Linked DNA regions of Mus musculus: region 2 is linked to region 1. Evidence: chromatin loops called from intact Hi-C (ENCODE). Cell type or tissue: heart. All regions are shown on one strand.

Region 1 (2,500 bases):
AGGAACTTTGGAACCTTGGAAACTGATGTTTTACCCATGGAAGTGCTAGGTCGTCCTTAAGTGGTTTGCATTTAAAGAAAAAAACCTGTGTGCTACAAACTCATGGGAGTTAGATGTTGTTCCTATGTGCAGACGAGGAGCCTGATGTTCAGAGACGGGGGAGGGGTGGGGGGAGGGGTGCGGGTGTGTGTGTGTGTGGAGGAAGGTACAGCAGGAAAAGCAGAGGCTGGCTGCAGAGACCTGGGGAGGAGCCCCGCTTCCCGCTCACCAGCTGTGGACAGTTAGGGAGATCTCCCTAGTGGTCTCCTAGGCTGGAGGCCTGCTGTAGGGCTGTGGTGGGAGAAGCAATGAGAGAAAACCCAACTCCAATTGATTTAAGCAGAAGGAGAGAAATTTCTAGTGATCAAGAAAGTCAGACCTCTCTAGTGCTGGCCTGGGACCTCGGGCTCTATCCAGCCACCATCTGGGAGTCATTCAGGTCACACGAGGATCGTGGCTACAGATGTTGGGTTACTTTTGGCTCTCTCAATGGGAATAAAGGGTGTCACTTTTCCCACAGTGGGAACAATAACCTGCCTAGGCTGGGAAAGCTCAGACTCTGGTCCTGAGCCACGTTTTTCTGAACCAGTTCCGCCTGGCTCAGACCTTTGCTACATGATCTGCTCTGTAGTTGGGGGCAAGGCCCACGCACGCCCGTACACAACAAGAGCTGATCCCTCAGCCGCCCTTGGAATGTTGAGTGAAAGGCTTCTAAGCCCCGCCTCCCCACCCCCAAAATCAACTTTGTGATTGATCTTCATTGTCAACTGGACAACTAGGAGACATAGCTCTGGACATACCATGGGCATTTTGGGGGTGGGGGGGATGGTAAGAGGGGGAGGTAGCCCATTGAGCACCAGAACCCCCTTTCTCTGTTCCCCGTATCCATAAAGACCTGAGTAAACATACTTCTGTTACAGTTGCAAACTGCAGCTGCTGCTGCTGAGCCCAGCTTTTTCCAGAGTTTTGTAGCATGCCTTTGCTTTGCTAGCACAGAGCAGCCCAGAAATCACGGACAGTCCCTTCCCCAGACGCTGTGGCTAGACTTGTCTCTATCACCAACATCAACATCACCAACATCCCCATCATTCACAGTCACCCTTATCACCATCATCGTCATCATCATTTCCACCTCACCATTACTAGATGGCAATAACGACATCTAGTCAATCAGCGATTTTAGCTTCCTAGGTAAATCTCTCTTCACTTCACGCCTCAGGCTTTCTCAGATTTTCAAACTCCAATGGCTAGCTGGTGTTGAGGCTGAGGATTCTTCTAGATTGGTTTTTGCTGTCCTCCTGGATTTTCAGGGGGCCTGACTACTGCTAGACTTAGCCTGGTGCCCCCCCACCCCCCCCCAGTAGGGCTTTTGCCCCTAGGTCATTTACTAGTACCCTTCAGGCCTCCAGAGATGCCTTCTCTCCTTTGGCCACCAGATGGCAGCATATCTTCACAGACCACAACGTCCTGTAAACCACCCAGAGGTGGTTTCCTCAGGGCTCAGAACAATTTCAGCCTAATATGTATCTCCACTCCTGGACTTAGTTCGAGCAATGCCCACCATCCCTTCTGGTCCCATGACCTTAAGACATGTCTCTTCCAGCTCCTATAATCACCAGACAGATTACACATTTTTCTGAACCTAAGACAAGTCTAGTCCAAGTGTCAGGGGAAGGCACTGTCCTTTATTTCTTGGCTGCTCTGTGCTAGCAAAGCAAAAGCGTGTTACAAAACTCTGGAGAAAGCTGGGCTTGCAAACTGGAAAGCTGGGTTCTCGTCAAGCTCGCTAAGTCCTGGGTGGATCCCTCTGCACAACAGCCCTTCCTCTGGCATTGCTGCAAGTGTTCTGGCTCAGTCTGGCGTCTGGCACACAAAAGCAGCAGGGTTTTTTTGTTTGTTTGTTTGTTTCTGTTTTGTTTGTTTGTTTTTGTTTTTTAATATATAAAGAAGAGATACAACTCATAAATCGAGTAAGGGATTAAATGTTCCCTTTCTCTCATTGCTGGAGAAATATAGATTAGAAAAATGAATCAAAACAATTTACACCTATTACATTAGCTAGTTAAAAATTATTAATATTTTAATAATAGTTCAACGTGGACACTCGTGAGGGTGTTATGGACTGATGTTTTCTGGTGTGTTTTCTGGCCATACCTATCTCGAAAATATCCTGAATATAAACATGTATATGTTGTTTCTGAGAACTTAGACTTAAGAAAATATCATGGGCTGAAAATAGATGGCAGAGGTAGAGGTGTGGAGCCTTTGTGAACAGGGAGTGGGGGCGGGAAGGGCCCACAGCTCCAAGTTCCAGGTAAACACTGTCCACACTAAGCCTTGGTTTCCTTAATTGCCTATCAGGAATCATAGAAGTTGCTACTTTCTGGAACTGGTGCAAGAAGTAAATGAATTAATTAGATGAATTAAATGAAATTGTACTATGTTACCAGCTTGTTCCTTG
Region 2 (2,500 bases), 270 kb after region 1:
ACTGCGGACAGCACATGCAGTGCACTTGCCCCAAGACAGCCCGTGACACCGCTAAGAGATGGACCTTACTTTTAGCTAACATGCTGGTCAGCCCAGAGTTCCTTGTTCTCTCTGTGTCCCGAGACTCTTGGCTCCAGCAGTAAGGGCAGAGGGAAACTGCTTTTTATAAGAAATTCACCACTGAGTGTCAAATGACAAAGAAGCAGTCCTTTTGCTTGGTGTAAGCCAAACTTGGTCACTTCCCAACTGTCACTGAAGCCTAGACTGCCTACCTGGCAGCATGCCTACAGGGCAAGACTTACGGTCTTGTTCCCTCGGAGTGTGTGTCAGCCAAACAGGCAGGCTTCCACTTACTTAAAATAAATCTCGCCGAGGCTGAAGCTCTTGCCGGTCACAGGGTTGGTGAGCGTTCCGTTCACCATGGTCACCTCCTGAGGCCTCACCGCGCAGGCAGCCCGTGAGTACCAGTAAAAGTAGTAGGTGCAGCTGACACTGTCAAACCTGAGAGGGAGCAGACACGGTTACCTCGGGGCCACACACAGCAAGGCTGCCACACACATAGCTGGAGAGGCCTGCAAGAGGCAGTCGCCCGGGTTCTTAAGGGTCCTTGGGAGCCACCGCTGTTGGTCCCCACGGGGACTGTGTGAGTGACAGCTCTGGGCCAGGACGACTGTCCTGGTCACTATGCTTCAGCACAGTACGAGGATAACATTAGCAACGTGGGAAGCAGACGAGGATGCAGTGCCTGCTCACCCTAGGGACACAAACCTGTGACTCCAGCCACTGAGACAGAGGTAAAAGGTGGCAAGTTCCTGTCACAGTTACAGAACAAATCCAAGGCCAACCTGGACACGTTAGTGTCATCCTGTGTCAAACAACAAGACAGCTGGAACTACCGCTCAAGAGCACAGCACCTGCCTGGTTTGCTCGAAGCCCTAGGTTCAACCCCCATCCCCACAGAGAAAAACCAAACTCAATAAAAATGCCTTAGCATATGAAGCTGGAAGCTCTGAACCGAGACTTGTACAAATAGTCTCTTAGTCTCAGAAATTAAAGACCCTTTCAAAGCAGTTTCCAAAACAGCAGTTCACATGCTCCCCCTGTTGGCCACAATCCCTCTAACATCACCCAACAACTGCCTGCAACACCCAGAACCTGCTTGTTGGTGGTGCAATCAGCACCCCCTTAATTCTCCCATGATGAGGGGCAGCAGCCAGATCTGCACTGCTCAGGCTAGCGTCAGCACCTCCAAAGCTGATTCAGGAGTATGTTTCTTAAGGCAAACCAGGCTAAAAAAGCTGAGGTGGCCTTAGCCCTCAGATGGAGTAGGGGTACCTCCTGTGGGAGACAATCTGTCCTCTAAGGCCTCAGTCTCAGTGGGCATTTCTGCCACACACAGTGCCAGTCCCAGACACCCTCTCCTCTGTGTGCACATTCCCAACTCCCACGTGGAAATGGGGGAGGCAGAGAGCACAGTGTGCTCGCCTGTGGCTCACCTCTTGAATGCAGGCCTGCCCACAGTCTTCGCACAGGTCAATTCGATTACAGACGATGCAGTCTTATTCCCACCACAAGGATAGCCTTTCGAGTAAGTAACAATGACCGTTTCATCTGAAACATGAGACAATGAGTTGGCATTATTTCTAGTGCACTGCAGAACAATATCGGGGCTTAAAAATCTACTGCAAAGGCAAGTGCCGGCTGTCTAAAGGTGCCCTCCATACTCAATGGCAGTTACTGGCCCATACACTCAACCCATACCACCATAAGTAAGGAAGCAGCAAGACCATGAGCTTCCTGGATCCTCAGGAATGAATGCTAAGCCTCCATGGCCACACCTATATGACTAGCATCCAGCTCTACAGTAGTCAGGAACTTCGGGAATAGAGAATTCCTAAGATGTGAGTTTGCCCAGCTGGTTCATGTGTTGAGATTTTAATTCTCAAAGGGAGGCCACTTTCTTGATTGAGTTTGTTATTAAAGGCCATGGGAATTCCCTCAGAATCCCCTCTCCATTTCAATATCCATGTCACCTTGTAGTTCAAACAGCGCAATCGGGATCCTACTCTAGCCTTAGAGGCAGAGTAGAATGTCTAACCCCCAACACAGCCTGGTCCTTGTGTGCTCCCTTAGTTGGGAAAATGTGCCTGTCCTCTAACAGCCGATCCCTTCCTTCCCTTGATGATCGTGTCATGATTCCTAGCCAAGAGCTCAAGGGAACACGGAGCCATCTGTACAGCGCCCTGTGTGACCATAGCTTTTTTAGATGTGTGTAGATGTACATTGAGAAGCCAATGTGCATCCGGAACATGATCAGCGAAGGTGCTTTGAACAGGCTCCCTGTGCCTCAGAGTATCAAAACAGCATGGACTTCATGTTCCAGGAAGGGGGTAGAAATGCTTCAACTAGTCACCGGGTTTCCACCAAAGCTCAGGCACTTTCTCCATCACACCAGGGACAGCCTCACCTTGCCAATCTTGATGCAGCAACTGAGTCAAGT

What was found. Peaks named below come from ENCODE experiments on the same cell type or tissue, not always from the same donor. Only the 100,000 strongest peaks of a DNase experiment are listed, where the experiment ranks them.
Region 2: a loop joins it to region 1, with 7 times the contacts of the local background. A loop is called at or near these places in 1 of 42 quality-filtered maps.

Annotation. Positions count from the first base shown.
Region 1 is chr17:12,414,941-12,417,440 of GRCm38, forward strand. The region is part of intron 17 of Plg (plasminogen); the gene reads left to right. Among named protein-coding and RNA genes, the nearest start is that of Plg, 38 kb to the left of the region's middle. In heart, a CTCF peak has its summit at 1,474 (motif pointing right); DNase peaks (open chromatin) are centred at 291, 481, 1,481 and 1,761; H3K27ac peaks cover 1,130 bases.
Region 2 is chr17:12,688,636-12,691,135 of GRCm38, forward strand. Igf2r (insulin-like growth factor 2 receptor) reads right to left here. Exons shown (of 48, transcript NM_010515.2): 42 at 1,497-1,611; 43 at 355-501. Among named protein-coding and RNA genes, the nearest start is that of Slc22a1, 14 kb to the left of the region's middle. In heart, a CTCF peak has its summit at 1,101 (motif pointing left); a DNase peak (open chromatin) is centred at 366; H3K27ac peaks cover 849 bases.